2 separate regions of the Homo sapiens genome follow, and region 2 is linked to region 1. Evidence: chromatin contacts called from ENCODE Hi-C data. All regions are on one chromosome and are shown on one strand. The core of a region is the stretch at or near the end of the contact, and the rest is flanking DNA. Distances in the headings are between cores, read along the strand shown. Region 1 holds the start of GATB (glutamyl-tRNA amidotransferase subunit B). Region 2 has its middle 35 kb from the start of LINC03074.

What was found. A loop is a pair of places that touch in the nucleus more often than their neighbours do. Pooled maps may share reads with other maps.
Region 2: a loop to region 1 is called in a map of PC-3, with 4 times the contacts of the local background. The contact joins the enhancer-like site here to the promoter of GATB in region 1. A Hi-C loop is called at or near these places in 2 of 168 maps with a recorded cell type or tissue (PC-3 and naive thymus-derived CD4-positive, alpha-beta T cell) and 5 of 50 pooled maps.

The regions. Positions count from the first base shown.
Region 1 is chr4:151,759,318-151,763,799 of GRCh38, reverse strand. GATB (glutamyl-tRNA amidotransferase subunit B) reads left to right here and starts at 2,793. Exons shown (of 13, transcript NM_004564.3): 1 at 2,793-2,993. The coding sequence starts at 2,818. RefSeq lists an enhancer at 2,798-3,077.
Region 2 is chr4:151,988,753-151,993,755 of GRCh38, reverse strand. No RefSeq gene overlaps it. Among named protein-coding and RNA genes, the nearest start is that of LINC03074, 35 kb to the right of the region's middle. Within about 2 kb of position 2,680, at least 4 of the 41 ENCODE cell types and tissues checked have a DNase peak (open chromatin) inside an H3K27ac peak, as active enhancers do; they include PC-3, where a contact is called at or near this core.

The DNA of each region.
Region 1 (4,482 bases), core at 1,544-4,043:
GCATGTTATTTTGACACATCTAACTACTGCCATTTATAAGTAACGACTCGAAATTCTGCTCTGCTTTACATAGCTTTTTAAAAACCTGTTCTAAATCTATTTGTACTGTGTATCAATTATATGGATAAAATAAGAGCCGAGAGGCTCTCCCTAAGAAAAATGTTGTTTTTGCTAGAAACTCTGCCCAGCTACCTTCTGAGTTCCTTGAAAATGAAAATCTCTGTGTCTCCCAGATGACAGCCACCTTGTCGGTGCAACCAAAATAGCTCTCGCAGCTGGAGAGCTGTCTATCAGCAATAGTTCTGACAGATATCAGATTTGGCATGCAGCAGGAAGGCTAGAAATGGTCCCACAGAAGGCGGTTTGGTGGGAGTATGACCAGCTAAGGAGCAAGGCAGGGGGAGCACTCAGAAAACAGTGCTCCTGTTTTCACAAGGAAAACTACAGGCATTTCGGGAAATGACAAATAGTCTTGAGGGAGAGGACAGCCAAAGAGATGGTTATTGACAAGTCTCTATTTCCACGATTAGTTCTATAGGATTTTTGAAAGGGCAATGATTAGATAGAGACAAGATGCAGGAAACTGGCCGGTTTCCGTTCGTGAAAGGAAGCAAATACACTTACATGCGTAGGATTTTTATCTCCTCTAGTGGTGGGGTGGGGCCTTTGAGGCGATAGCCTATTACTGAATAATACCGCTTCAGAAACAAAGATGAGCTTCCCTTATAGCGCGTTTTACCCGTAAGATTAGGATTTTCATTAAATGTGTTGCTCTCCCTTACAGTGGTTTTCAAAACATTCCCAATCTTCCATTTGATGGAGTGAATCGCCTTTTAAGGATGCTGATTACCAGCGATGAGGTAACAAGTGTCCCCCTCTCTTTTTAGCTAGAGATACAAGATTCCATTCTCCTCTGTTGTCCTAACAAAAGTGAAGCCATTTTGTGCTCAGAGGCAACTCTCCTGACCCCTAGTCTGGGCCAGAAAAACCTGAGGAGCTAAATAAGTAAAAGAAAGCTAGCTTACCTAGAGTAAAGGTGGAAAACATGGAAACTCAGAGGGAAGACTCTAGTAAAGGATCTAGAGAATCATCTGAACCTTAAATAAAGGGCAATAATTAGAGAGAAATTTTGGAACAAGTCTCCACCACTCCCTTCCAGTCCCTGTCATTTTTGTCATTTTCATCCTTGGTCAAATGACTGATACTTCTGGTGTGGCAATTTAGAACAGTGATAGTGGATGAAAAAGTAGAAAAGATGGAAAAAATAAATGATGACAATTTTAAGGACAGTAACTAAAGTTTCTTTCTTCCATATGGATATGCAATTGAAGTGTATTAAAGGAAAAGATCAAAGGTTACAGCCAACTAATCAATGGATTATTGATCAATAACTGAAAATCTATCAATGTGAAGTATACAAAATATGCAGCTTTTCCCCTTGCCCTGCTCTATACTCAGAATTAGGCATCACTGATGTCTACTTGATTTCTCCTCTTGAATGTCTCCAAGGCAACCAAACTCATATGTTTTCTTTGCAAACCTGTTCCTTTTCTGGTTTCCTTATCTCGGTGGATAACTTCATCAGCCAGTTGTGCAAACCAGAAATCCAGGAGTTATTTGTTTCTCCTAGCCTTCCACCATCATATCCAATCCATCAGAGTCCTTCAATTTTACTTCCTATATCTATCTCAAACAGATCCATTTCTCTTTGGCTCTGCCACCACCCTAACTCATCATCTCTCCCCTAAACAATTACTGCTCCAAAGGGCATCCACTCCATCCTTTGTCAAATGCATTCTCCACACTGCACTACTTTATTCAACAAATATTTTTAAGGAACCTACTTTGTACTGTAGTGAATAAGACAGACGAGGAATTTGTGGAAATAGAAGATAAACATCAGGCAGTCAAAAGCACTACGAGGACAATCAAAGTCGGGTGATGAAATAGAGAGTGGCTAAATGACTATTCTAGACTGTGTTCAAACACAAGAAATCGGTGGCAGTTTTAACAAGGGGTATTAGTTTTGACACAGGAAAATGAAGGAAGTCCGCTGGGACGATGGTATCTGCTCCTAGCATATAAGGAGTGTGTTTCTGATACTGGCCAATAATAAAAAGGAGGTTAAAATGTACATGAACATTCAATCTAGGGCTGTTTGTCTCCAATTACCTCTGCTTAAACATAGCACTTACTACCTATATGGAAGTATCTTATTTTTGTTAACTTCTGTATGTCTCCCTTCTTTAGAATGTAAGCTCCATGAACATGCGGGCCATAACTGTCTTGATCTCTGCAGTAACTACAGTGCCTAAGAGAACTGAGCCTGGCATTACGGTAGGCATGCAAATAAGTATTTGTTGCATTAACGCACAAATTGCTGAGTGAAGCAGGAGAGTAGACAGAGAATATAACGGATTGGGTTTGGGGGCTGAGGAAGTCTCTGCTGAGCTGTCAAGGTCATTTACTTCCCCTTGCAAGGTTAACTGGGTTATAAAATCCCGGCCACGCTTTAGCACCAAGCATCAAGCGCTCACACTCTAACTTATACACACGCTCACAGCCACAAACCTCTCCAACTCCCCGCTAGGAGGAGTCACACCTCCCCACCCAGAAACCCTCCCACCCTCTCCTCTATTTCTCCTTCCCTCCCCTCTCCGCGGGGTTCCGGCAGGCTTCGAATCACAATGCTCGCCGGGAATAGTAGTCTTCCGGTCCGAGCCTATGGCGTTTTTAATGCATTTCCAGAACTACGCTTCCCAGGGAGCCTCGCGGCATAGTGAGGCTGAGTCACCTGACCAAGACCCTGGAGTTACAATGGCGGCGCCCATGCTGCGCTGGGGCTGCCGTGGAAGACGTTGGGCTTTCGCCCGGGTTGACGGTGGTTCTTGCCACCGAAGAGGGGCTCCGACTGGGTCCACATCCAACCAGATTAGGGGAGAGAGCTCAGTGGCTCAGCAGCCCCTCCACACGGCCCAGAAGACGAGGAAAGGGTATTCTGTTTCATACATTTCTGCCCACCTAACTGTGAGGTGGAACTGCAGGACTGGGGAAATAATGGCAATTACGGCCCAGCTTCTAGACGTTTTGGCTGACGGGAGGGCGTTGAGTTATAACCTGGAGCCCCGAAACCTAAATAAAAGCACAAACAGACTTTCTATCAACTCCGCCCCCATATATAAACCACTGTTTTCAAATAGATGTAGTTGGGGAATTCGCGAGTGTAAAATAGCAAATATTTTCTTGAAGGGTGCACAGACAGAAGAGTGGATTCGGTCATCTTACTAATAGCACTAGCAGTGGGGACGGTGACACGAGAAGCGGGATCATATTTAGCTGATTTTATTTAGCGCTAGTATGGGCTGGCAGCGTTCTAAAGGTAGAAAGGGAGCCTTTACCTACAAGCTCTTGGTAGTGGTGGGTTATTGTCATTAGTCAGAAAACACTAGCTATCTGTGCAGGCGTTTTATGTTGGAATATGTGTGACTAGACCTAGGAGGACGCAGCCAAAAGAAGAGATACTCCCCCTGGTTATATGGAGAGTTTTGCTTATTTGGCCAGATATCCCCTGAACAGCTGTTTATGCTTCATTATGTAAGAATTAAATAGTTTCTCTTTAAATACAGAAACATATGGCAAGTTTCTAATATTTTGTTTATTCTTTGAGACTAGTTGGCATTATTTTTACTTTCAGTTGGAGGAACAGAGGGAAATTGTCCAGAAAGAAGTATTCAGTTTTGTATTCTTTTCGTGAATTAGATTGTTTCCTTGTGAATGGAAAGTACATTTTTTCTCTCATGTAATGGAAATGCAAAAATACTTTGAATGGTGCTTTACTGCATGCAGAATTTCTAATGAGTTCCTACTTTAATTCCCCTCCCTTATGGGCTGTGTTTCCAAACTTTAAAAAGAAGGACTTATTCTTGCAGTACTTCAGATATAGAACTTTATATGTTGAAATGATTGAAACAAAACAAAACGATGTAAAATATGTATATATATATATATGTATATACACAAAATTACTTGGGAGAAGAGCAGGATAGGAACATACATGGATTTCATAGGGAATAAGCACATTTATAAGGACCTGGAGAGGCCTATGTACAGACCCAACAGAGTAGGACTGACCAGATAAGAGAGATTATTATAGCATTTAACAGCTTCTTAGATTTGATAGCAAATAAGCATTAAAAAAGTAACCTGAAATTAGGTCTCAGGAATTGAAAGTGATTTGGGGGACCAAAAATATGCCGCATCAGATGGTTTAGTGTGGTGGAGTTTTGCAAAATTTTTTTAAGAGTATCATTTAGTGGTGATTTATTGTATCTGTGTCTCTCTGGTTATTATACATGCAAACCAAAACATGGTTGAGAATTTCCTTTTTAAATAAGAGACGTGGAACTATTTATCATTATTTCTCTAGTAGTAGAATGTTGCCATTTATGTTAATTCTAGATAATGTGGGAAAGATCAGCTTTC
Region 2 (5,003 bases), core at 1,431-3,930, 230 kb before region 1:
CAAAGGTCAAACCACGTACTTGATTTCTCAGTTCACCCACTTGGCCCTCTTCCAAGTGTACTTTACTTCCTTTCGTTGCTGTTCTAAACTTTTTAATAAACTTTCACTCCTGCTCTAAAACTTGCCTTGGTCTCTCATTCTGCCTTATGCCCCTCAGTCAAATGCTTTCTTCTGAGGAGGCCAGAACTGAGGTTGCTACAGACCCACGTGGATTCGCCACCAGTAACAATACAACTATCTCTCAGTACTGCCTATTGTTTAACTCAATAACAAATATATCTTGTGTATTTACCATGTGCCAGACAATGTGTAGGGACTGAGATACATCTATGAATAAAACAGTTACTACCCTGCCTTCCTTGTGTCTGTTTCACAGCCACCTCTTCCGATTTCCAGCCAGTGAAACTCCTACTGTAGGGCTCTCGCCTCTGTTTCCTTGGTACAGACCTAAAGCTCCAAGACAGGCCCAGTCAGTTTCCCACAAGGGCAAGTGCACAGTGAGGAGACTACCAATACCGCTTGAGCTTTCCTTGGGCATTCTCACTTTTATTTTGTCTTGTTTTTATGTTTGCAATATGTAAATTAATTACCAGTGCATCTTGCAAGTGGGTTATGCCCAGCCACAATTCAACTGTTACTCTGCAGCCTTGACAATTCCACCAGCTATAGGCATAACTGTGGTGACAAGTTGGAATTTGCATATTAGCAGCCATCAGTATACTGCTTTACCGTGAACCCAAATGAGAATTCCAGCCCCCTCCAGGCTGTTATTACAGGCACCCAATACCACAAGCACATTCAAAAACAGATGCCTTCATTAAGGTCTCCCCTTTACCTCATTGTTATGCAAATCACCCAAATGAAGGAGTCTAAAAAGTGCTGGAGAGGTGATGGAAAAGCATCTTAAGTAAGTAACAAGTCAATGTTCCGGGCATTCCTTGATTAATTGGGAGTTATAGCAAAATACACCAGGCTTTAGCCAATGGGAACTTGCTGATAACAAATTACCTTTGAATACCCTCCAGTAATGTGAGAAACTCCCTTTTGCTACTTATGTAAATTCCCTGTGGGTTTTTTCCCCCCACTTTTCCTTCAGGAGCAGAGGTGGAAGGGAAGAAGTGGGGAGGGGAAGGCGTGGCCAGCTGCAAATATTCAAGCTAATTAGCCAAGGGCAGTGGTGCAGGCTTCTGGGCTGTGTCAGGACAGGGTGGACCCGCATGCTTAATAATAGCAGCCTAATGGGTTCCACCCCTAAAAGATGTATGATGGAAAGATGGCATGAATAATTCAGCAAGCATGAGGTCCCGAACCCACAGTTTCTCTGATAAAGTGGAAAGCCACAAGCCTCAGGTACCAAGTTTCAAACCCATCAGGGCTTAATCTCCTTCTTTCAGAGCTTTGTAACTAAGTGCTGTGTAGGTGTGAAAAGCCTTATTACCATGTAATTTTGTTGGGAACAGATTTCCAAGTACCTGCTTTACTTTACATTCACATACACAAAAAAGATCAAAATGCATTTTATTTCCTAACAATAGCCAATTTGGCTATAATTATAGTAAAATACCAAATTTTAAGGCATGGCGCCCAAGTGACTCCCCACGTCACTCCCCTCCATACATGAATATCTTCTTATTTATTGCCTTTCCCATAATGAACTTTGAGATAAACAACAGAAAAAGTAATTTGTTTTTTGACAATGCTGAACCTTTGAATAGAGAAAATCACACAGTTGAACACAAGAGTGCAGTCCTGTGTGGTAAGTGGTATCCATGGCAACCAATAGATTTTTATGCTAAGTCTGGCCTTTAAAAACATTTCACGTTTACCACTGAGAAAAAGATGGCCTTGATTTAAAAATGATACAACAAGTACCTCGAATGGGCATGCTTTCTGCTCTGCGCTGCAAACACAATTAAGAGGCATCTCTTCAGCACCAGATCACCTCAATAGTATCTGTGTCATCCTTGACGTACATCGTGGCCGGCTTGGAAAAAGAAAAGGTTGGATGTTTTGTACTCTGCGGCGGGGGCCAAGGTAGTTTGTTTTTCACTTGTTCTCCTTGTATTTAACACCACGAGTAAAAAATAGGGAGTAAAAATAGCATGTTGGCCTCTTATCTTAGTCTGTGATCATGGTGACAGTGAAAATATTATGGCCTGCTTCTCTTGGGAGCAACTCCAATCACACTGGCTTATTATAACTTGAAATAACGGATGGAGAAATACCTTCCATACCAGCTTCAGACTGAGCACCCTAAATTAGTTTCTGTTCACATTTAGAAAGTTGGGTGCCAAAAATGGAATGCAGTTGTGGCAAAGAGAGGTTGTTGCTTTAATGGTATCTTTGAATAAAATGAGAAAGGAGAAGCCCCCTTTTTCTTTTAAAAAGAAAAAGAAAGAGAGAGACTTGATCTATGCTGCATCAAAGGAAGGAAATGAAATTAATGTCCTCGAAAGGAGTTTGTTTTGCTGAGCTGTTTTTCAGTTCTTTGATAGCTTCCTTTCTAAGGTGGCATTTCTGTTTCCTTTTGCAAAGAGTGTTATATTTATTCCTCAAAATGAGATTATTTTGGCCACATCAAGTGTTAGAGAAACTCCTCAATGTACTTCCTCTGTAGATATTTTTCAGCTGGAGTGCTTCTGCAGTCAATTGGTATAATGGGCTGAACTACATCCTCCCCAAATTCCCCCCCAGAGCCCTAACTCCCACTACTTCAATGTGACTGTATTTGGAGACAGGACATTTAAGGGAGTGAATATGTTAAAATGAGGCCATTAGGGTGGGCCCTAATCCAATCTGACTGGAGTCATAAGAAGAGAAAATTTGAATGCACAGAGACAGCAGGGATGTGTGTGTGCACAGAGGAAAGACCATGTGAGGACGCAGTGAGAAGGCGGCCGTCTGCAAGCCAATGAATGAGGCCTCAGAAGAAATCCCATCTGCCAACACCTTGATCTTGGACTTCCAGTCTCCAGAACTGTGAGAAGATAAATTCCTGTTGTGTAAGCCACCCGGTCTGTAGAATTTTGTTATGGCAACCTGGGCAAACTAATACAACTGGGGTGGGAGCGGGATGTCCCTTTACAGAAAAGACAGCTTTTCAGAAGGTGGGTTCGTCAGGACACCAGGGAAGGGAGCTCAAGTTTAAAGAGAGAAAGCATTCGGCTGCTCTGTCTTCCCTAAGGTATGGTTTTTTGGGATATGGGTCTATTTCATAAACACCTCTCCTGCCTCCTCTGACTCACCCATCCATAATTGTCAGTGGCAAATGGGACCGATTTACAACTCCTCACTGTTGGTTTTGATGAATCATGGATAATTTCTGAGTCGTCAACATTTTATAAAGAGGAAAGTTAACATTTCCTTCATACCACCAAATACCTGAGAGATGACATAGACCCAGGAGGGTGGTGATGCCAAAAAGGAATGGGGAGGGAGGAGGTGCTGCACTTGGTCCTCACATCAATAAGCTTTACTTGATGCCTGGGACTTGGGCCCAGGACCACACATCAGCCACCTGCCCAAAGGCACAAGCCATTCATCTTTCCGAGATAATTTTCTCCCTTCAGCCCACAGAGAGCTCTGGGCTATCTTTGGCCAGGGAAAGAAAGTTGACTGTTTCACTCAGTAAAACATAAATCACTCTCTTTAGGCCTTGTTAACTTTTACTTATAAACTGTTTTAATGTAGAACTGTCAGGACCCTGTGAAAATAATGGGTGGTGACAGGTTTAGGATTAAAATCTTCTCAGGTAGTTAGGATGGTGAGTTAGGTTATAAATTGTTTTTAAAGAGCTGAGGCGTGGACTATGGGCTTCATATGCTTACTTCAAATGGACACCAATGAGCCATCTGGGATAAGTATATGCTAGTAATACATCTTAATTATTTGTCAGCAAAGCCATCTTAATAAGAGATGTCTTTCATTTTGATTAAAATGACCCTTGGTAATCTCTAAAGTGTCTTGACTGAAAAAACTCCATTGAAAGGGAGAAGCTGAGTCTTCCAGGGCTTGGGATTTTATGTCTCAAGCAAGGAGAACTGACTCAGAAAAATGGATCAACCAATGTAAAGAAATAGCTCAAGTGTCCAATTATATGGATGTGTCAGTAACTCTCAGATGATCTTATTTGCTTCAGTGCCAGGGCATCAGTAGGCTCATGATTTCTCTCAAAGCTGATCCTATCTCAGGGCTTGCTGGACAGGCATGGCTGTGTAACCACAGGGAAGCAGGGTTCGAGAAAGGGCCAGGACATGCTATTATACCCCAGAGAGGAGGCAGGTGCTACTGAGCATCATTTGTGGAATATGGAAGTTCAATGGGTTGGCAAAGCAAACAGCAGCCATCTCTAGCCTTAGGGAAGTAAATGGTGTTCTCAGGAGACTAAGAAGAATGGATTTCCATCATGTGAATGAAGCTCAAATGGGAATCTGGGCAAGACTGGGCTGAGTCCTGGGTTGAGAGAGGAGCCGACCTGTACTCTTCAGAGCTCAGGCCCAGGAGTTCGATGATCCAGTTCCTCCCAGCAAGCACTTCTCAGTGCTTGGGGAACACACAGGGGCATGATAGTCACACAGAGGCACCCCTGAGAGGTCAGACTCCCAGGACTATTCATTCATTCATTCATTCATTCATTCATTCTTTAACAGTTATTGTATCCCTACTCTGTGCCAGCACGAATCAAAGGCCTGGGGTACTTCCATGAACAAAACCAACTAAAATCCATCTCCGCATGAATTTACATTCCAGGGGGGTCAGTTACTCCATATCAAGCAAGTCTCATCCATCCGATGGGACCAAGGCTACTTACATGGTTTGTTCCTTGACACCAGAGCAGCCTGGGAAGGGCAGCCGCAGGCATCTGGGAAAGCTCCTGCCAGGAACTGAGCCAGGGGGTTGGAGAGCCTTTCTGTGGCATGGAGAAGCTCTACAATTCAATAACAATTCACTAAGATGTTTCTGACTTTTAAAACATGTAACTATAGTTACAGGGCTTTGGAGAA